3 separate regions of the Homo sapiens genome follow, and all the other regions are linked to region 1. A link is an interaction called in ENCODE POLR2A ChIA-PET data of the cell type or tissue named here. Cell type or tissue: MCF 10A. All regions are shown on one strand.

Region 1 (8,000 bases):
TGTCATAACAAACTTTTCTAATTTTTTGAGGAAGACTTTCACTAAAACACATCAAACACACCCCCCCCCCCCCAACACACACATACACAAAGGATTCACATGCAATTAGAAGAAAAAAGAAAAAAAGACTTGGCAAGTATTTGCTTTCTAGTGTTTTGAAATCTTTATCCATCATGTGAGACAGTACTGCTGCATCTGAACTGATGTTTATTAAGCACCATCAACCTGGCACTGAACTAAGCATATTACATACATTCTCACACTCAGCATTCACAATATCACCGTAAAGTAGGACTATTATTATCCCCATTTTACAGGTGAGCAAATGAAACATGTTAACCCAGGCAGAGTATTTTCTTCAAAAAACCTTCTTTCTACACACCAATGAATGACTCAAATTCAGAGCAACTTACAACCAGAAGAGAGATTAACTGATTTCGCTGCTAGTCTTTAGTAAACCATACTAGAAATGAATGGCTCAGGACCAGTCAAATAATGAAAAATACTCAAAGCAAGAACAATTTACAACTAAAAAGGGTGAAAAGCCCTCTCGTCCTGAGCAAAATCTAGAACTCCACACTCATGTCTAATGGAGCTTTACTTAGTATTTACCCACCCACCTTTACAAGTATACTCAACACATGGCAAGCTACCAGGGAGGCCAATAATAATATTTAGATAGCTGTGCATGTTCATTAATCGTAAGATAATTTAAGACCAAACTAAAGTTTCCAATATACTTGATTTTCATGATCAATATAAGAAAGTGCATTTTATACATAATGATTTACTGTGAATATTGTTATTAGCTTATTCAGCACTTCCTATGTTGCCAGCACTGGGATGACTTACATACACCTTTTTCCTCTTCATTTTCAAAACTACCTCAGGAGGTAAGTACTACCATTAACTGCCCCATTTGAGAAATGAGGTCGCCAAGTGATGGATTCTCCCAAGCTCCCTATTAAAATGTAGCATCAAGATTCAAATCTAGATTTGGCCCACAGCCCTGTGCTATTAATCTCTAAGCTCATAAATGTATTTGATTTGTTTTTGCTGTTTATTAGCCTTGATCAAGCATTAGCTAGAAAACTCTGTTTATTTAAGCTTTACTCTTTATCTTCACTTTCAGTACTCCCCCATTTTCACACATTTTTGGCTTCATATTTCTTCCCGCTCTCATGAAAAAAGTCTAAATTATTATCTGTTCATCAAATCATTTTAAAAATCCACTAAAGTTTGCTGAATTAAAGAGATAACATAGTTGCTGCTCCTACTGTTAATCAATGATGTACAACAACCTCTGTTTCAGTGGCTAACTCTGCTACTCAACCGAGCAGTAGCAAATGACCCCAGTTCTGCCTATCACTGCAAAAATGCAACATGGTTCTTAAAGTCTTTGGCAGCAGTATCATAAAATCCCACCAGATGTCAATCTCCTTTCATGAAAATAGGCCATTCCTCCCCACCACAGGTCCCACTTTTTAACACTTACCATTTTCTCTACTGAAAGAAGGGATTCCCAAACTTTGAAAATACCTATGCTTCTGAATTTTATATGGGAAATTTTTTTTAAATAATAATTTGAAGTGCTGTGTTATATATGGGAATTTTTAATTTTATAGTACACATATATGTTTTTACAAAGAAAAATACTTTAAAAAAGAAAAGTATTAATATAGGAATCCTGTGATTGCCTCAGTACTCTGGCAAACACCAAGACTGTATCTCTGATTCTCTTGACTCAATTATTTCTTACTTTCTCCCAGACTTCCTGCTATAACACTCTCCTCCCTTTCCTCCCTGATAACTCAGTTGAGTTAATGTGAGTTATGATATGTAACTTATAACTTTGAGTTAATTTAACTAAAATTTAATTGGCTTACATAAATCAATACTATTATTTCACATGATGCATGAAATTTACATTTGAAGATCAGTATTAAATAAAGAAATTATATAAGGATTTTCTTTATCATTAAAAATGCTGTCTATGGTATTCATTCCAAGACTTACCACACCCATCAAAAACCTAAACTTGAAAATAAATTTCCATTTATAAAACTGTAAACTAATAAAACTGATAATCTTCACTTACAGCAAAAACATCAGATACTCTGCATGGTTGTTTCGAAGTAGTAATTAGACCCCAACCTGCCAGTAAAAAACCATGAAAAAAGAGTGATATTTCCCTACATTGTTGGCCTGGTGGTTTTTATCTGCAACAATTCTTTTAAGTTTTAATGATCATCTAAGAATGGTATTTCATTTATTTGACTACTACCCTATTGCCCATATATTAACCTCACTGAATTTTTGGTCCATTGCGTAGAAGAATTTATCTACTAATAAAAATACAACTCATTAAAGATTAACTTGCCCCCAGGACAGTCTCTCTGGAAACAAATTCCAAGCATTATAATCACCAATTTGCACTCTGAATACTTAAAGGCAGATAATCTTATTTATCCTGATTTAAATTGGAAACCTGTACCTATTTTAAGTCAATTGTAAATAGAAAAATAGCACACCCAAATTCACAATAATTGAAAACTCAAATACAGACTTTACTTACTTGGCACTTTTCAAATAAAAAGCTTTCCACCCAAGAATATCTAACAATATTAGAATGCTTATTGACTTGATAGACTTACTTCTTTAGTTTCTATTTTACTTCTGCAATTATGAACCTGCAAAATTATTTTGTTCCCCAACTATTTATTAAGTATATACTATATTTCATACATTGTGGTAGGCACTGGAAATCCTTTTAATCCATGATGCAATATTTATTATTAATAATAACAACAGATATTCATTAAGTTCTTATCATTGACCAAACACTGTGGGCAAATGTTAGCTTGTTAGGCATTATCTCTTTCGATTCTCCCAAAACCTAAAAGGTCCTAGTATCAGCTCCATTTTACAGATGGGCAAACTGAAGGCAAAGAGAGGCCTAGCAACTTTCCTGAGATCCTACAGAGTTTTGAACCCAGGTATTAGTGATCCCAGTGCTCACACTTGTGTTTTGGTCAACAACTAACCACATACACTACAATGGTCCCGTAAGATTATAAAGAAGCTGAAAAATTCCTATCGCCTAGTGATGTCATAGCCATAGTAACATAACACATTACCTTTCCAATGTTTAGATATATTTAGATACACAAATACCACTGTGCCACAACTGTCTACAGTATTGGGTATAGTAACACGCCTTGTAGCCTAGTAACATTATTTGTAGCCTAGGAGCAATAGACTATACCATATAGCTTAGGTAGTAGGTGTAGCAGGCTACACAACCTAGGTTTGTGTAACTACACTCCATGATGTTTGCACAATGAAAATGCCTAAGGACACATTTCTAACAAGGTATCCCAGTCGTAGTCCTTAAGCATGGACTGCATGACTGTATATCGGTTGTTCAAGAGATGTTAAGACTTTCTGTAAAAGAAACTATTACTGCAAAGCAATTTCAAACCGTCTCAGATCGTAGTATCACATCTATTAATACAAAAGAGCCTTCAAATTTTCAAAAAGTCTCCTCAAAATTTCATTTTATTCGAAGTGAAAATGAATTAAATCAAAAAAGGAAATTCACTTCTAAAGCTCAGGTTATACACTTGAACTTCCCAGAAGCTAACATCACTGTCCTTACTTGTTTGTGCGCAGGTGAAACAGATCATTCTTTCATATCACTCCAAACTAATGTAGAAAACTGAAAGCTGGTTGAAAAGGATGAGTATGTGCTACTATCAGTTCATTCCAAACGATCTCACAATATATGCCTGACATAAATTTAATATTTTGTTTTATAATCATAAACTAGGCAAAAAGAACCACAGAACAGACGAAATAACTGAAATGAGTTACTGAAATGCAACTGGGGCTTTAATTTCCAAATCTATCTTATAACGGTCTTACTTGAAGAGTTTATCACAGAAGTAACTGTCCTCAAAAGTTACATAATTTGAGAAAAAAAGAGAGGGAAGGGGAGAGACAGAGAAAGACATGACACACATTAGGGATGTTTGTCAATAAAAATAAGCAACAAGGGAGGAAAGCCTGTAGCACATCCAAAAAACGTCTGCCAAACACTCTTGCTATTTGTTTCCACCAAGTTATTGTTTTGGAAAACATGTTGTTCTCTCTTAAAATAACCTGCTTAATTGTTCTAAAAAGCCACTGCATTTCCACAGAGGGCTAAATCATTCCCATACTGCGATGCATTGACTGATAAAGTCAAAGTAAGTTATGCATAAAGCCACAAATAACGTTTGAAAAACTCCAAACTCCTCCATGATAAAAGAACACTAGCTACTGAATGAATCTTCACCAGCGCCCTAAGTGAGACTAACGCCTGGTCCCGTACACGTATTTTAAGAATAACAGTCATTCAAACTAACTCATTTCTCTCTTTGGATGTGGGAAATGAGCCACATCGGTGGCTACAGGTAGGCTAGTAATTATCTGTTTTAAGAAAGGTCAAAATGACCTTGGACGTTTTGACGTTCACTCCAACACTCGTATTATAAATCAGAATCTGTTTTCGGTCCAGTATGGTTGAAGATTTTCTACCTGGGAAAGTCCCAAAGAAATTAAAGAGTTAAAAATAATTCTAAGTTGTGAAAGACAAAGTCAGACACCCATAGCATAGGAAGATTTTTATGGACTGAATGTAACTCAAGATGTGTTTTATAAGCCTGTCAAGAGATGAACACTGTCCTCAAACACAGCAGCACTGCCTCCACACTCCCCCCTCGCTTTGGCTGCTCACCCCGATCCTGGCCCTCCTTGACCACAGGGGTGGGGGCGGGAGCTCCTGTCTTAAGCCTTGACATCTGCAGAGCGTTTCCCAATAGTGAGACAAGGCCCCTCAGCTGGAGGAAGTGGATACTGACAAGGGGAGAGAGTGAAACAGACGGAGAGAGACAGAACTCGAGGCTGCCAGGGAATGGGGAGGGTCACGCATACTCTGTGCGGCCCGAGTGGTCCGGATGGCACAGCCCAGGTGTCCGGGCTAAAGTTGGCATCTCCAAAGTCCAGAACGCAACTTGGGCGCGCCAGTACAAACTCGGCCTTCGGCTTTTCTGAAGCCAGTCAAGTTCGCACAGGGCCCCCAGCGCCTGGAAATCTGAGAGGCGTGGAAGGGTGGGGAGTCCCGCGAAGTCTCCAGTCCCTGGGTGTCCTCCGGCTCCGCGGGGGAGCGGGCCTGGAGCTAAACCGGCCGGCCGTAGGCTGGAGTAGCGGGCGCCGGAGCGCGCGGTGGGGATGTCCGAAAAGGAGTTAGAGGCTCAGTCGGAGAGTCCGAGAACACGAGGGATGCCTACCTTGTAACATGGCCTCAAGTTTCTTCCTGTCCACGCGGAAGCGCTCCTCGCTCCACTCCGGGCTGTGCAGGGTCGCCCCGGCGACCAAGTCGTCCTCGGAGCCGGGCACTGGGGAGTCGGTGCTGCGCTCGCTGTTGGAGCCGGGGTCCGACTGCGCCGCCAGGTAGCCGGGCTCTCCCTGGGCGGCCATGGTGGGCGCGCAGCGCTCGGGCTCCCGCTGCCGCCGCCGCTCTGCCTGCGCTGCCGCCTCCGCTCGCCGGCCGGGCTCAACTGGCTCCCAGCGCCGCGGCGCTAGCTCGTCCCCCTGCAGCCGCCGACGCCACCGCCAACGCCGCCGCCGCCACTGAGCCCCCGGCGCATCCCAGCCCCGGGCGCCGCCCACGCCACCCGCCACCCCGGGTCGCGGCCCCGGTCCGGGTCCAGTGGCTGCGCCGCCCCCCGCCAGCAACGCCCGCGCGGAATGAGCGCGCCGCGCTGCCCGCGCCTCCATCCGCAGGGCTCGGCGCCCCCTCCCCGCCCGCCGCCCCTACAGCCGCGCGCTCATTGGCCCGGCCAGCCCACGGGGAGCCGCGGCGGGCGGGCGGCCCCTGGCGCTCACACACTCGCGCGCGCACACACACACCACGTACACACTGCCACTTTCTGCACTTACACGTATAAATCCTTTCCATACATGCACTTTCATAGCTCCTCAAACACACACACTCCTGAACGCACATGGAGTATCCACGTAATTCCTGTCTACACACACACATCACACACACTACTACTTTTCTGCACTTACACATACAAATCTCTTCCCCCTACATGCTCTCATAATCCTCCAAACACACAAACACAAACACGCCAAGTTCAAGCACAGCAGAGTCCTGAACGCACACTAAGCGCATACACAATTCCGCTGTTTACATACATACCCTACACCCTGAAACTCACAGCCCCAGTTGGTTCCACAAGCTCGAACGTGAGGAAGAGGAAAAAGAAGGCTTGGAGAAGAAATCATGCCCGTCTTTCGCAGGCATCGCCATGGACGTGGCTCGCATGTAGTTCATACCTCCAGGAAGGGCTCAAACCCAGACACCTCGTCTCCTCCCAGCAAAGTGGCCCGCTGCACGAGAGGTGGACAAGAGGCTTACTCTTTTTATTCTGAGAAAGGGAATTTTTTTTTTTCTTGAATGGAGTAAGGAAGGAATTGTTTTCTCTGTGATTCTCAAGGAATGGACTCAGCAGACTTTTTTTTTTTTTTAAGTAGAAAAGGGGCTCGGAGATCGCTGTGTTGGCGAGCTGGATCCAGCTGGCACGTGGGCAGGGCTGTCTTGTCAGGGACTGAGGGCTTTTCTCTGTTTTCAAGGTCAGTCTCTGACAGATGACGGCCAGTAACCTCTGAGCCTCACTGCCGAGGGCCAGCCCACCCACGGCCTCTGTCAAGCTTGGATATGAAGCGCGGGGGAAGAGGAGACTCGCTCGTACTGGGTGTGCCCTTGGAACTCTGTTTTCCCAGTTCACACAGATTCATAGCCTATTATTTTATGACCCAAAGTACAAAGACTTGCGGGGAGGAATGATGGGGATAGCAGTTTGTCACTGCGCCACAGAAGGAGGCTGCCTGGCTCACATGTAGGAAGAGCCATATCACTGGCACAGGCCTCTGGATAATCATGGAATATGCTGAAGGTAAATCAAAATTATTTCAGGTTCAGCTGCCTAGTTAACAGGAATTGACCCTGTGATGGGTACAGATGAGGAAACTGAGACCGTGGGAAATAAAGTAACTTGACTAAGGTTGTCCAGCAGCAGATAATACAGCCAATTAATCAGACCCAGGTCTGTGGGTCTTTATATAAAGTCTTACCTTTTTGAGCGGAGACCCCTCCTGCCCAGAGTCACCTCCTGAAGAACTGAGAGCATCTGCACACTTAACTGCTCTGATTCACCACCATGTGTTCCTTTTATAAACTTGTTAATTACTGTTAATTTCTATCCAAGGCACTAGTTTCAGCACCCAAAGGGTTTATGTAGGAGCATTCCCACTGTTTTCCATCAGGGACATTTACTGTGTTTTTCTATCAACAAATATTTATTGGGACCCTACTATGTACTTGGCACTGTTAAGCCCAAGGAATAGTAAGCAAAGACAGACACATCCCTGTACTCCCTCCTGGAGCTGAAATTCTAATGAGAAGGAATACTGACCAAAAAATAAATCACAAATATAAAATCATGCCCGCAGTAAGCATTACAAACAAGAGACTCAAGATATGAGAAAACCTATGATAGAGTAATTGGATTCAGTCAGAGAGGTCAGTGAAGGCTTCTCGAAACAGTGACTCTAACTCAGAACAGACGTTGGAAGAGAAGTTAACTAGGCAAGGGAAGGAAGAGCCATCCCTGCAAATGATCATCTGATCATAGTAACATCCCTGAAGGTAGATACTACAATTATCCTCATTTTAGAGTTGAGGAAACTGAGGCACAAAAGGTAAAATGACTTGCTCAAGGTTGCACGACTAAGTTGAAGAATAAGAATTTGAACCCAGGCAGTCTCTTGAAAATTAGGCTTCAGGTGCTTTATGCTTAGCCAATAAGTTATATTGGCTCTCAATAAGATTAGCACAAGTAAAGACACTGTAGCAGAAGGGGGCAGTATGCATTCCCCCATTGGATGAACTA
Region 2 (8,000 bases), 100 kb after region 1:
AAATGCAAATCAAAACCACAATGAGATACCATCTCACACCAGTTAGAATGACAATCATTAAAAAGTCAGGAAACAACAGGTGCTGGAGAGGACACAGAGAAATAGGAACACTTTTACACTGTTGATGGGACTATAAACTAGTTCAACCATTGTGGAAGACAGTGTGGCAATTCCTCAAGGATCTAGAACTAGAAGTACCATTTGACCCAGCAATCCCATTACTGGGTATATACCCAAAGGATTATAAATCATGCTGCTATAAAGACACTTGCACATGTATGTTTATTGTGGCACTGTTCACAACAGCAAAGACTTGCAACCAACCCAAATGTCCATCAATGATAGACTGGATTAAGAAAATGTGGCACATATACACCATGGAATACTATGCAGCCATAAAAAAGGATGAGTTTATGTCCTTTGTAGGGACATGGATGAAGCTGGAAACCATCATTCTGAGCAAACTATCGCAAGAAGAGAAAACCAAACACCACATGTTCTCACTCATAGGTGGGAATTGAACAATGAGAACACTTGGACACAGGGTGGGGAACATCATACACCAGGGCCTGTCGTGGAGTGGGGGGAGCAGGGAGGGATAGCATTAGGAGAAATACCTAATGTAAATGACGAGTCAACGGGTGCAGCACACCAATATGGCACATGTATACATATGTGACTAACCTGCACGCTGTGCACATGTACCTTAGAACTTAAAGTATAATTTTAAAAAAAAGTACCTAATGTAAATGACGAGCTAACAGGTACAGTAACACCAACTTGGCACATGTATACATATGTGACAAACCTGTACGTTGTGCATATGTACCATAGAACTTAAAGTATAATAAAAAATAAAAAGTAAATAAACAAAAGAAAATAAACAGAAACAAATGAATTAAATGAATGATATCCTCTTTGGTAAAGCACCTGTTAAATCTTGCTTGTTGCTCTTTTTGTTGGGTTATCTCTTTTTCTTATTTGTAAGAAAATAAGAGAATTTTATATAAATGGGTAGGAGTCCTTTGTTAAGCAGGTGCCATTGCAAATATTTTCTCCTAGACCTGGCTTGCCTTTTGACATTCCATGTGGTTTGTTTGTTTGATAAACATAAGTTCTCAATTTTATTAAACTCCAATTCATAAGTATATTCCTTTTTGGTAAGTACTTTGTTGTCTTTTTAAGAAATCTTTGCATACTCCAAGGTATCAGAAATTTTCTGTTTTCTCCTAAAGCTTTATTGTCTTACCATTCACATTTAGATCAACAATCCAGCTGGATTTATTTTTTTAGTTTAGTGTAAGGAAGGCTCAAGATCAAGATACATTTTTTCCATGTGGATATCCAGTTGCCCAGCATCCTTTTTTTTTTTTTTTTTTTTTTTGAGACAGAGTCTCACTCTATTGCCCAGGCTCTGGAGTGCAATGGTGCGATCTTGGCTCACTGCAACCTCTGCCAGGTTCAAGCAATTCTCCTGCCTCAGCCTCCCAAGTATCTGGGATTACAGGTGCCCACCACCACGCCCGGCTAATTTTTGTATTTTCAGTAGAGACGCGGTTTCGCCATGTTGGTCAGGCTGGTCTTGAACTCCTGACCTCAGGTGATCCACCTGCCTTGGCCTCACAAAGTGCTGGGATTACAGGCATGAGCCACTGCTCCCAGCCCAGCATAATTTATTTTTATGTATGTATGTATGTATGTATGCATTTATTTTTTAGAGACAAGGTTTCACTGTGTTTCCCAGGCTGGAGTGCAGTGGCATGATCATAGCTCACTGCAGTCTCAAGTAGCTGGTATTACAAGTGTGTGCCACCATGTCCATCTAATTTTTAAACATTTTTTGGTAGACATAGGGTCTCACTTTGTTCCCTGGGCTGATCTCAAACTCCTGGCCTCAAGTGATACTCCCACCTTGGCCTCCCACAGTGCTGGGATTACAGGTGTGGGCCATACCACCTGCCCAACCAGCACCATTTATTAACATAATCATCTATTACCACTCACTGCACAGCAGTGTCATTTTTGTCATAAGTTAGGTGACTAGTATGTGTAGATTTGTTTCTATCTTTGTACCAATTGCACTCTTAAGTTGTATTTTTACAGGATCTACATCAATAAAATTAATTAATTGGGTCTCTCTGTTACTGCATCACAGTAGAAGATAGCTGCATGGGATTTTATCAGATTTGGAGGGTCTGGCTATGGAATGCCTGATCCATAGTCATAGAATCCTAGACAATACAGCATCTGATCAGAGAACCCACTGAAGGTATGGGAGAGAAGGAGGTATGAGAGTGAGAGCCATAACCAGGAGACCCAATGGTCATATCACATACTGCCCCATCCAGACACTACCAGCCTATTAGAGTAATGAAATGATTTGCTGGAAAGAAACAACTGAAACACTAACTCACAGGCAACACTCTGAAAAAGGCACAGCTGAAACACTAACTCATAGGCATCCAATAGGATGAAGTATACATACTGAATCAGACACCTCCATATGCTGCTGGGTCTCCAGTAGGAACCAAGGTATAGAAGCACAAGTGGCCCTACCTAACATCATTTTCAATGACCCACTAGGGGGCTTTTCTTTTTGTCCCTTTAACTCTGGGCTCTGCAGGATTAGAGGTCCCAGTTCCAAAAGGGGACACACCCTTGCCAAGGGACACAGCAAGATTTCCATTAAACTACCAGCCTCAGCTGCCCTCTGGGCACTTTGGCTCTTTATATTCAGGACCAGCAGGCAAGAACAGGAGTCATTGTCCTGAAAGGTGTCATTGGCCCTGACCAGCAGAAAAAGGTGAGGCTTACACCTCTTTCTTATACAATTGAGAGGAACATTTACAGAACTCAGGTGATCTGCAGGGGCACTTCCTGTTACTCCTTTATCCAGATGTGACTGTGAATGGACAAGTGCAGCCATCCTGATCTGAGAAAAGTGTGATTATCAGGGGTCCAGACCCCTCAGGAATGGGAGTTAGAGTCAGCTCAGTAGGTAAGCCACGGAGGTGGTAGCTGAGGAAGCAGGGAATTTAGAATGGACATTGGGTGGGGAAGGTGGGGATAGTGAATACCAATTGGAGCCCCTAAGCTCCCTCTTCTCAGTTTCCCCTTAGGAAGAGAGGCTCACTGGGACCCCAAAGAAGCTGCTCTGCAAGTGTATATGGTGATACGAAGCCACACAGCACAAGGGTGGATTGTGGCAACCATGGAGGTTTACTGCTCATAACACCCTTGAAGGAAGAACTTGCTGGCAGCCTCAGCTGTTAATGAATTCATGATCTGCCTTCACTTTCAAGCCGAATCTGCATTCTTCCAAGGTAACCCCCACCCAGTGACTGAGCACAGTAAGGACACTAGGGCCTGGCCATTTCTGTGGGTTTCTTTAATGAGCAATCTTTGCTCTGGAGCTCCCCGTTGGGTTGGCTGAGATTTTGTCAGATCTTCATCATGGACTGAGGTTCCCACATCTGGAACCTTCACTATAAGAAAATCAGGACATGGAATTTTTGGCTTTCCAGCCTGTGTAGTACAAGAAAGCATCCAAGAAGGAGGGAGAAGGGAGGCGGAGCACTAATCTACCATGTACCTCAGCCAGTTCACCGTGTCCCATGAGGAAGAAGGGAGCAGTGGTTTCTGGAAAGCCACAGGTGAAGGCATTTCCTGGCTTGAAAACAGAAATGGAACCAGGAAAGAGGAGAGAGAAAAGCATAGCCCAGTGGAGCATGCAAGCAGGTCCGATGTGGACAAGCTTTTCTGTCTTTTTGGAATCCCTATCAAATGCTGCCCTCTGATGTTTGTGGAATAAACTACTTTTGAGAAATGTGAAAACAGCCTCATAAGAGAATGAATCTAGCTGTAGTTTCCTGGGATAAATAGCTCTAGATGTCTGAACCTCATGGAAACCAGGAAAAATCCACCAAACTGGGCACCAAAACTACTTCCAAATGATTGGGTCAACTGCCATACAGATCAAGTTTTACCGAGGTGCTATTAACTTAGACCTCTAGGTATAGCTTATCTTTTCTTCCACAATCAGAGTGGGGGCAGTCTTAAGCATTCCTCATGGTTCATGGAATGATCAGAAAGCACATGGTAAATTATGAATCATTTGTACAAACTATGAATCCAAATGAAGTCTTCCAATAAAAGCGTTTAATTTATTGCCAGTATTATTCATATCACTTCTCTTTATAATCTGTCTTTACAAGGTCCCCCCAACCATACCACCATCATAAATGTTGATTAGGAAAAGAGTGACATCACTGATTTTCAGAATGTTAAGTGCCAGTAGGGAATAACTTTATGTCAACAAACAAAGTTTCTGTTTCTGAATATAATATTGCCCAGTACAGCCAAGGAATGAAAGTCACAATGTTTAAAAGTATCACATCTCTAGCTGTCAGTTGATACACAAAACACTTGTCAGAGTTACAGATTAAACAGTAAATAAAAGCCAAGAATCAGGAGATGACCCTTGGGCATGCCAAGCATGCTCCTGCCTCAGTGCACTTACGTTTTCCTCTGCTTGCAACACACTTTCCCTCAATATCACATCCACAGGAGTGTTCTCTCATCTTCCTTCCAAGCTGCTAAAGTGGTAAGGTCCAGGGTCTATGTTCACAGAAGTTTAAGTCACAGTCACATCTTTCTATTCCCCCTTTATCCCCCATGGTCATTTTGTGGCCAATTGGAACTGTGGCTTGGGATCTTTGGATGGAGGAAGGTGGGTTAGAAGAGGCTTCACTGTAGACAAATTTATGTGAGTTGTCTCTATTGGGGTTGGAAGTCAAAAGCACATTTATTGTGTTAGTTTGTTTCCCTTTGCTAACCTTCCTTCAGTATATGCCTTCCTTTTCTATTTATTCTTTGGCAGGATTTAAATATTCATGGGTCTCTGGGCCTAGTAATTTCTTTTTTTTTTCAGACGGAGTTTCGCTCTTGTTGCCGAGGCTGGAGTGCAACGGCGCGATCTCCAGCTCACCGCAAACTCCGCCTACTGGGTTCAAGCAATTCTCCTGCCTTAGCCTCCTGAACAGCTGGGATTACAGGCATGTGCCACCACACTTGGCTAATTTTGTATTTTTAGTAGAGACGGGGTTTCTCCATGTTGGTCAGGGTGGTCTCGAACTCCCAACCTCAGGTGATCCGCCCGCCTCGGCCTCCCAAAGTGCTGGGATTACAGGCGTGAGCCACCGGGCCCGGCTTAATTTCCGATAGCCCCTCAATCTCACTCTGATTCCTAATGGGATTCATGCTAGAGAAGCCAAGTAGATTAATGAGCAAAGGCCATCATGTCCGGAATTGCAGCACTCTTTTCTGAGAATTGTCTCCATCCCAAGACCACCATCTCTGAGAACCTCTAAATATTTGCAAACTCTTTGGCAAACAGTATCAAACCATTCAAGTTTGAGGCTAGAGTAGTAACTAAAATATGACAAGCTGGAGATGCTCAGCAAAAACTACTTATATTGTGCTTGTACAGATCAACCTGCAGTTTCCAGGTGCCAGAGCTGTTACCATTCCTACCTTTCTCTTCAATCTTCTAGTACTAGGGAAAGGTATTTGCAAATAAGGCAAGGCAGAGATCAGAGCATGCTGCCCTCTGCATGGCCTGGGGGAAGTGCATCACACTCTCCCTCTCCACTGTTTGCTTTCTCACTGGGGAAGAGATGGACTCATCTTCAAAATGAAGGGATAAAAGGCTGCAGAAAACAACAAGCTCGGGGCTAAGTGTGGGGTCAGAGCTGTGTGTAATCAGTCATTAGGGGGCCCTGATCTGCTGATCTACTTTAAGGCTTTGGAATTTGACTTGAGGGATGTCATCCTGCTGCGTTCACAGAAGAAATTCCCAGGGGCTAGAGGTGAGGTCTAGCCACAAAAGTGAGATCATAGATGGAGAAACACTTAGAAAAAGAGTTTGTAGTGCTGTTGTTGTGGTAATGAAAAGAATAATAAGCTGACCACAAAGATCCTCCCAAATCTCTCATGTTGAGTAGTTTAGTCATTGTACAATAAAATAGCATAGCTTTGAGAGCTAAATAAATGTGGGATAGAGAAATGATTACAGTGTTCACAAATGAGAGATAAATTAAACAAATTACAGCAATCCCTACCATAGAATAATATGTAGTCATTTAAAAATTATGTACTACACACATATTGTGGAGGGCAACGTGGCACAATGGATAAAAAAATACAGATCCATATACCTCTAATCTAGCATTCCACTTTAAGAAATTTATCTTACAGGTGTGTTCATACAGGTGCAAAATGACATGTATACGATTATTTGCCTTGCCTTAGAAGAAAACCTAGGCAATACCACTCAGGACATAGGCATGGGCAAAGACTTCATGACTAAAACACCAAAAGCAATGGCAACAAAAGCCAAAATTGACAAATGGGATCTAATTAAACTAAAGAGCTTCTGCACAGCAAAAGAAACTAGCATCAGAGTGAACAGGCAGTCTACGGAATAGGAGAAAATTGTTGCAATCCACTCACCTGACAAAGGGCTAATATCCAGAATCTACAAAGAACTTAAACAAATTTACAGGAAAAAAAAAACAACCCCATCAAAAAGTGGGCGAAGGATATGAGCAGACACTTCTCAAAACAAGACATTTATGCGACCAACAGACACAAGAAAAAATGCTCATCATCACTGCTGATTAGAGAAGTGCATATCAAAACCACAATGAGATACCATCTCACACCAGTTAAAATGGAGATCATTAAAAAGTCAAGAAACAACAGATGCTGGAGAGGATGTGGAGAAATAGGAACACTTTTACACTGTTGGTGGGAGTGTAAAGTAGTTCAACAATTGTGGAAGACAGTGTGGCAATTCCTCAAGGATCTAGAACCAGAAATACACTTTGACCCAGCAATCCCATTACTGGGTATATACCCAAAGGATTATAAATCATTCTACTATAGGACACATGCAGACGTATGTTTGTTGTGACACTCTTCACAATAGCAAAGACTTGGAACCAACCCAAATGCCGATCAATGATAGACTGGATTAAGAAAATGTGGCACATATACTCCATGGAATACTGTGCAGCCACAAAAAAGAATGAGGTCATGTCCTTTGCAGGGACATGGATGAAGCTAGAAACCATCATTCTCAGCAAACTAGTACAGGAACAGAAAACCAAACACCACATGTTCTCACTCATAAATGGGAGTTGAACAATGAGAACACATGGGCACAAGGAGGGGAACATCACAAACTGGGGCCTGTCGGTGGGGTAGGGGTCAACGGAAGGGAGAGCATTAGGGCAAATACCTAAGCATGCGGGGCTTAAAACCTAGATGACGGGTTGATGGGTGCAGCAAACCACCATGGCACATGTATACCTATATAACAAACCTGCACGTTCTGCACATATATCCTAGAACTTAAAGTATAATAAAAATAAAAAATTAAAAAAGGAAAAAAATTAAAAAAAGATTATTTGTTGCACCATTATCTATAATACCAAAAGTTTGGAAACCTGTTTTTAAAAAGTTATGGTTGGCCGGGCGCGGTGGCTCATGCCTGTAATCCCAGCACTTTGGGAGGCCGAGGCGGGCGGATCACGAGGTCAGGAGATCGAGACCATCCCGGCTAAAACGGTGAAACCCCGTCTCTACTAAAAATACAAAAAAATTAGCCGGGCATAGTGGCGGGCGCCTGTAGTCCCAGCTACTTGGGAGGCTGAGTCAGGAGAATGGCGTGAACCCGGGAGGCGGAGCTTGCAGTGAGCCGAGATCCCGCCACTGCACTCCGCCTGGGCGACAGAGCGAGACTCCGTCTCAAAAAAAAAAAAAAAAAAAAAAAGTTATGGTATAGTCATACAATGGAATACAATGCAGCCTTTAAAAAGATACAAGCTCCCTATGTCCCGATATGTAAAACAACAATAACACCCACCAAAAAACAAAAAAAAACAAAACAAAACCAAAAAAACCCAGTATATTTTTATATTACCATTGGAGGTTAATAA
Region 3 (8,000 bases), 78 kb after region 1:
GATCACAGAGAGTCATAAGGAAGTGGTTGCCAGGATGTGAAAAAGGATTCTGAAGGCTCATTTGGGTTCAGATAGAAGAGAACCATGCTTGACTCATGATATGTAAACAGGGACAGGAGAATAAGTAGGGACAGGTCCTACATATTTCCGTTTAACACCTTCTGTTTGGGTTCAATTATTAGGTTCACTTTTTAGCTAATGAGGAGTCATTGAAGAACATACAAGTAAATTTTGATTGATAGTAGAATTGAAGGTGGGTGCAGTAGGCAGAATAACAGTCACCCCCAGAGATGACCACATTCTAATCCCCAGAAACTGTGAGAATTAAGGTTGCAGATGGAATTGAGGTTATTAATGAGCTGACTGTAAAAGAGAGAGAGAGAGAGTATCCGGGATTATCCAGCTGGGCCCAATGTCATCACAGGGTGCTTGGTGAAAGAGGAAGTGGGAGTGTAAGAGTCAGGGTAAAATGTGATGGCAAAAGCAAAGCTAGGGGGACACAATGTGAGAAGGACTTGACTGGCTATCGCTGGCTTTGAAGATGGGAGGGGGCCACAAGCCAAAGAATGTGGGCAGCCTCTAGGAGCTAGAAAAGACAAGAAAATAGATTCCCCTTGAGTTTCCAGAAAGGAATGCAGCTGTGCCGACACCGTGGTTTTTATCCCAATGATATAATTTCAGACTTCTGACCTTCAAAACAATGAGATAAAAAAATTGTGCTGTTTTAAGCCCTACATTAATGGTAATTGTTACCACAACAAAAGGAAACTAATACAGTGAGTCAGCATAAAATTTTGGAGAAAGATCAGAACAGGTGACAATACTGGTCCGAGTAAGGGCAGATCAAGGTAGATAGGACTCCAGAGTGGTGAACTCTGGGCCTCTAGAGGGCAACAGGAAAGTATTGAGCACTGGAAGATAGGCATGATAGACCTATGAAGGGGAAAAGGGTCCTGAAAGAAGATAGGCTGTGACCACCTTGACTAATTTCATTGTATTCCTAAATACAAACCCTGGGGAAGGGTTTCCTTCCCTTCCCCACTTTGTTGTTCACTTCTATGCAGTATTCTTTGCCACACTTCTCTCTCCTGAATCCTGATACTGCTAATTGCATTGTCTCCTGGTTGAAAATATAACATGAATGTTCCTAGCATTGTACTTATACTGCATTGCAAGTATTTTATTTATGCTAATTTTCCTTTATTAGACAGTGAGCTCTTTGGGATTATAATCTTATGTCTTTGTGCTGTTAGTGCCTGCCACAGTATATGACTAGTAAATTTGTGATGAAAGGAAGGCTGGAAAGGAACCTCCATCTTCCCTGGATATCCCAGAGAAAGAGAGTTTTTCCTTCTGGAATTTGGCAGAAAGATTCATGAGGGACAGGTAGAGACTTGCTGGGCAGCCAAGAGAATCAGTAACTTTATTGTTCCCATCAGGTATTCTCATTTCCTAGCACGAGCCCTGCCTGTATCTTACCTGAACCATAAGGTATGGCCTTCCCAACCAGTGCATGGGCTGCAAATCTGGAACATTTCTGAGGTTTGACTACAACCTATTCCTACAGTCCTTGAACAAGCACCATCCACAATCAAACCAATGCAAGTTTTATTTGTGTAAAAACTCTTAGCCAGAGTTCTTTAACTCTCAGTTATATGATTGATTACCTTAAACCACACTAGCAATTGGATAAGGCATCAAAAACAGAAAAATCTGCTTATGCAGTTTTTGGATCTGAAAACCAAATGGAAACATTAATTTCTTAAAGCTGAAAGCAGTTACTGGATAAAACTCCTAAGGAATCTTGAACAACCTATTGAACCAAAACAACATCCTGTCCCACAAACGCTTTCAATTCATGTTGTGAAATAAAACAGACATCGTGTTTTTACCCTCAGAACATTAAACATAGTATTGAGCTTCCAGTGCTATGAAATAGATATACAATTTCAGAAAGTAGATGAATAAGTCTCCAGTTCTGTTGAAAAATAATTATGGCTTAATGTTTATTTTTTTCATGTTGAACCTATTGCCAGCTAATTATTTCAAAATGAATCTCTTTCCCAATCCTCTGGAAAAGAATGCTTGGTATGTTTTGATTGGTCAGTGTGCCATCATGCATTTTATGAGCTCTTTGCTTAATCTGATGTTAATGTATTCTTTCCAAGCAAGGGAGAAAGCCCATGCCCAGAGGTGGAAGCAGTGGCACCTGAATTGCTCAGCTGATATTCACTGATAAGAAAGCGACCCTGTCCTCTTTTTTGGTCATATTCTTCCATAATGCCTTCAATAGCACCATGCATTTCTCCATCATCACTGTCTTTGCACACATTCATTGTCTGAATGAGTAATAACCTTTCCAAGGTCTATCTTCCCTGTTATATTGTAAGCTCCAAGAGGATAAGCAACATGTTGGTCATAGTCCATACCCTATTTCTAGTGCCTAATACTGTGCTTAGTATATAGCAAGCACAATTTTAATATATTATGAGTTAATGAATGAATGAACAGGCCCTTGTCTCCTTCCCTAAGGGCTAGGCAGTTTAATCCTAAGACAACCAGGTGCTTTCAAAAATAACTCTTTCTGAACCAATACAGGTGACATGGACATTTTCTTAATATATTATTCTCTAAGGAAACATTTCTTCACTTGTTCCACTACGCTATGTAAACACTCTTATCTGGCAATCTCTTCAGCATGTATACATTTAACGTGTATTTAGTATTTTTCTTTTCTAACTTTTTATTGTGCTTGTATCTTATCAAATCATATTATTTATACGTTTTTACTGTGTATGCTCCTAGACTTCCTCTCTGCCTGCTCTGATCTTTGGATGCTGCAGGCGAAGCACCTTACCTGTCCCAGCTTTAGATTCCAGCATTAAATGCTGGCATTAAGCCCATACCAGCCCTTGGATAGGCAGAGATCAGATACTGTTTGACATTAACAGAGAAATGAGATCCTAATGAGGACACTCTCAGGCACCAATATGAATTAGCATGGAAATGGCCAAATTCAACCTTGAAGTTCTGCTCTCTTTTCGATTTCTTCTTCATATCAAATAACCATCAAAAAGTAAGTAAACTTTCAAGGGAATGATTTGTTGGGTTATGGTCTCAGATTTCAAGAAATAGGGCTTCTAGGGAAAAGCATCGGCACGTGTGATGTCATGAGAGGAGGGGAAGAGGAGGGTCTAAGGCAGAATGCCGCCTCTGCTCAAAGATGTTATTCATTTTATACCACATTTCACCTCTTCCCTCATGCCTTTCTCCAGTCTTCAAAAATGTGAATTTTGGTCACTGTTGGCCTTGCCTCTTATTGCAAAGAAAGTTTTGTCATTTAGTGACTGGGAAATAGCCTGTTGTATGAATTGTATTTAAAATTATTGTGCAACTGGGACCATAAGCATGAATGTATAAGGGTTCACAATCTTCCCTCTCTGTGACTGCTAGCTTGTCTCCAGGACTCTGTGAAGCTAATCAGGCCAATGGGTAGAAAGATCTGATAACTGGAAGATAAGATACAGACTGGGATTTTTTTTTTCAATCTTATAAAGAGACAAATTTATTTATTTTTGTGTTTTGTTGGGAGAGAGGGAGGAAAAAGACCAGAACCCTGAGTGCAATGCAGGGATGAGAAAGAGATTTTGTGAGTTGAGCAAGTCTTTGAAAAAAAACTTCAGAGTGATGGGAAATAGAAAGAAAGATGCAGAAATAATTGTTAGGATGTCTGCTAGATATTCTTCTGACATTCTTCAAGAGTCCCTGGTAAATATTTGAATTATTTTCCAATTAGTCTTGGTGTTCAAAGTTGTGTTTATTTGAATGTCATATAAACTGGACCACATGGGTCAACATATTTAAATTGACTTCTTTTATCCATATATATAGAGAAATCAATATTGCAGGTAGGTGAAACCCAACCAATCAGAATTTTCTTAACTAATTTAACTTGTATTTTCCTTGAGAACTCTTAAGAGAAACAAATAAATGAAAGACAATTATTTCATACAAGAAATTCTGTTAGAATACACACATATGCAACTGTTACAGAATAGAAACACACTTCAATCTTTAATACTTTTTACAGACACAACTCTAATCAGTAACATGAACATTCGACTGAAATTTAAAATGGTGGCCCTGAAATACTTTTTAAGTCTCAATTTTTGTACGTACTAAAGAAAGATAATCAAAAGATATTTTTGGCATGAGACCCAATCCCTTCTGGCCTGAGGCATTGTTATGAAAGGTAGTTTGTTGCATACCTGTCTGGCTACCTAAAGCCACTTCCCGTTTGCCCCAAGAACACTGTGCTGGCAGTGAGCCACATTTTTTTCCAAACAGGAAATGGGTTAAAGACACAGCATGCAATTCTGAAGGGACCCCAGATCAGCAACTTACGGACACATGTTTGGAAAAGGAAACTTCACTTTGATGCATCAATCATTTTTCACTCTGTTCCTTTTCTTTAAAAGACGGGACTTTATGAGCAGTACCTTAAGGAGAAGCAAACTAAGATTTCTCTGTGCTCTGAGGAAACTCTAAAACATTGAAGGGCAAAACAACTAGATTTTTATCTTTCCCATTGGAAACTTTTTCTCAAAATGACCCATTCCTATCAGGCCTTTGGGGCTCCTCCTCAGGTATGTTTCTATTCTCTATTAAGACAAAGGGGCAGGCTCTCACACCCACACAACACTGATAGACATCACTTGTGGCCAGATTTTTTGTTTGGGTTTTTTTTTTTTTTTTTGCCTTCTTTAACTTCTGTTGAGAAGAAAGCCCTGAATTCCAGCTTCCATCAATTGGCTGTCATCCCAGGCCACACAATTGGCAAAGCCCTGCATCCTAAGACCTCCCAAAAACAGAGAAGCCTGGGGATCTGAAACAGGTACCACTGATTATTTTAGCTGTAGAGGCCTTTTGTTGTCATTTGCCACTGTTACTTACACAATTCTTTAGTCGTGACTTTTAAGTCTCTCACTTGGTCTTTTTTCCACTGAAGTTTTATCCTGATTCATTCTTCCTCTTCCCAGACCTTGGCTTGTGACATCTCTGCTAGGATTGATATCAACACCATGGTTGTGTTTATGTCTCCCCCTGCATGCCAGGCTCACTGATGTGGTGAGTGGAGCTCTGGGAAGCCGAGCTGAGGAGGCTGAGTCATCAGTCATCATCTCTTGACTCCCTGGGTCTGACCAAAATGACAGAGGCTCCTCACACTAAAGTGTACTGGGAGACCACAGCAAAAAAGAGGCAAAGGACTTCTCCCATTTGACTCTAACCACTTTATAAAAGGTCACATTTTTGTCATAGCAGTAGGGAGATGTTAGTGTGGAAATCTCAATGCAGCTTCCATTCCATTTCGTTTTTCAGGCCACAGCTTAAATGACCCTTTCTAAATGGTAAACCACATTGAAAAGCTATTAAAGCTTAATATAGGCATACTCTGTGACCCAGCATTTTTAATTCTGAATATATATATATGCATATATACATTTATATGATATATTCATATAGCATATACATAATATATATAATAGAAATCCATTCATATGTTTACCAAAAGGCATGTACAGGAATGTTCATAGCAGTACTATTTATTTATTTATTTATTTATTTATAGAGACAGAGTCTTCCTCTGTTGCCCAGGCTGGAGCACAGTGGCACAATCACAGCTTGCTGCAGTCTCAAACTCTTGGGCTCAAGCAATCCTCCTGCTTCAGTCTCCCAAGTAGTTAGGACTACAGCTGTGCACCACCACAACTGGCTAATTTTTTTTTTTTTTTTGAGATGGAGTCTCACTCTGTTGCCAGGCTGGAGTGCAGTGGCGCAATCTTGGCTCAGTGCAACCTCCTCCTCCAGGGTTCAAGAGATTCTCCTGCCTCAGCCTCCCTAGTAGCTGGGACTATAGGCGCCCACCACCACACCCAGCTAATTTTTGTATTTTCAGTAGAGACAGGGTTTCACCATGTTGGCCAGGATGGTCTTGATCTCTTGACCTTGTGATCCGCCCACCTCAGCCTCCTAAAGTGCTGGGATCACAGGTGTGAGCCACCATGCCTGGCCCACCTGGCCAATTTTTTAATTTTTTGTAGATACAGGGTCTCCCTATATTGCCCAGGCTGGTCTCAAACTCCTGGCCTCAAGTGAACCACCCACCTCCGCCTCCCAAAGTGCTGAGATTACAAGTGTGAGCCACCATGCCTAGCCATAGCAAGACTATTGATATTAACAAAAAACCAGAAACTGCCTGAGTCTCCATCAACAATATAATGATATATAAATTGTGGCATATTTACATGATAACATACTGTATAGCAATGAGAATGAAAGAAATATAACTACACACAACAATATGGATGAATACCACAAACATTATATTGAGCAAAAAAAGCAAATAGAAAAAAAATACTGTATGCTTTAATTTACGTAAAGTTAAAAACTAGGCAAAATTACGCTGTTAGAAGTCAGGATAGAGATTATTCTCGGGGGTTAGGAGTGGAGTATGGGGAGGTCTTCTGCCCTTCTAGTAACTTTCCATTTCTTATGTAGACACTACTTACCCTGATGTGTTCAGGTTGTGAGCAAGTTATGCACTTTTCACTTTTTATGTTATGTTTTAATTAAAAACTTTTTAAAAAGTCATCTTCTCGTATGTGCTACAATATGGATGAACTTTTGAAGACATTATCCTGAGTAAAATAAGCCAGAAACAAAAGGATAAATATTGCATGAATTCACGTATGAGGTTCTTAGAGTAGTCAAATTCATAGATACAGAAAGTAGAACAGTGGTTGCCAGGGGATGGGGGGATGGAATAGTGGATGATTTGGGTTTAATGAGTTGAGAGTTTCAGTTTATGATCGTGAATAAGTTCTGGAGATGGATGTGGACGATGGTTGCATAACAGTGAGATTGTACTTAATGCCACTGAACTGTACCTTTCAAATGGTTAAACTGGTCAATTTTATGTTACGTATATTTCACCATAACTTAAAAAGTCATATCATTGCAGACTTTCCTGATCACCTCACATAAATGGTACTTAACATAATAGGTTCTCAGTAAATGTCTGATGAACCAACACATTTTCCAGGAGATCTGAGGCAAGTTATGAAACACTTCTGTAAATCTTTCCTTTAGTTATTTATTTATTCATTCATTATAAAAATCTTTATTAAGCATTTATGCATATATTTTGGGGGAATTAAAAAGTGAAATGAGACAGCATGTTTTTCCAGAGATGAAACTAGCTCTTGCAAGTAGAAATGCATTCCCAGCCTTTGGCTAGCTCTCGGCTAGAGGCTGGGTCAGAACAGCACATAGATTTCAACTCAATGTGACAGATCAAATTGTTTAGTATTAGCTGCTTCCAGAATTTGTTGAAAAGGATTCTGAGGCCCATCAGGGCTCAGCAGTAAAATAAATATCATTAAAAAAGAGTTAGCTTTGTGAACTTGGACAAGTTAAAAAAATTAATAATATTTACATGAGACCTTGAAAGAGGCGTGATGGCATGGGTATTGTGGGTTTTGCTATCCATCCTTAGGCTTGCTCGTGTCTCACCAAGAGTGTTGCAGATGTGAATCAGAAATCAGACTCAACCTGAACTAACAGATGATTTCCAGGTCTTTTTCACCTGGGAGTCTTTGAGAATAAAAATGAGTCCCAGTGCTTAATGGTCCTCATGGAGCTAAACAATAAGCTGCTCTAGTTTCTTTTCTACAAAATGAGAGGAATTATTACTGTTATTCTATTCCTTGGTTCACAGACATATTAGGGAGGTGGAATCCCTAAGATAAACTCTAAACAAACACACATTTGGATGTCCTTTTGAACCTTGATGAGAGCAAAAGGAATGAATATAAGATAATGAAATTATTATTACAACTGACATTTTTGAGAATCTATTGTGTACTATGTAATACTTTAAGTATCTAAGGTAGCTTGTAGCATCATCTTTTTTTTTTTTTTTTTTTGAGATGGAGTCTCAC

Evidence for each region. ChIA-PET counts read pairs that join two places held together with the same protein. Peaks named below come from ENCODE experiments on the same cell type or tissue, not always from the same donor. Only the 100,000 strongest peaks of a DNase experiment are listed, where the experiment ranks them.
Region 2: POLR2A ChIA-PET joins it to region 1 with 16 read pairs; 3 of 35 experiments call an interaction of 5 or more read pairs at or near these places.
Region 3: POLR2A ChIA-PET joins it to region 1 with 10 read pairs; 6 of 35 experiments call an interaction of 5 or more read pairs at or near these places.

Annotation. Positions count from the first base shown.
Region 1 is chr10:58,510,664-58,518,663 of GRCh38, reverse strand. It overlaps BICC1 (BicC family RNA binding protein 1), which reads right to left and starts at 5,792. Exons shown (of 21, transcript NM_001080512.3): 1 at 5,331-5,792. The coding sequence starts at 5,520. LOC124902427 (a long non-coding RNA gene) reads left to right here and starts at 6,612. Exons shown (of 2, transcript XR_007062147.1): 1 at 6,612-7,004. In MCF 10A, no CTCF peak of the experiment used is centred here; a DNase peak (open chromatin) is centred at 4,843.
Region 2 is chr10:58,410,516-58,418,515 of GRCh38, reverse strand. No RefSeq gene overlaps it. Among named protein-coding and RNA genes, the nearest start is that of TFAM, 29 kb to the right of the region's middle. In MCF 10A, a CTCF peak has its summit at 3,787 (motif pointing left); a DNase peak (open chromatin) is centred at 3,755.
Region 3 is chr10:58,432,611-58,440,610 of GRCh38, reverse strand. LOC105378316 (a long non-coding RNA gene) reads right to left here and starts at 6,685. Exons shown (of 5, transcript XR_945984.3): 1 at 6,570-6,685. In MCF 10A, no CTCF peak of the experiment used is centred here; DNase peaks (open chromatin) are centred at 1,430, 2,100, 4,290 and 5,110.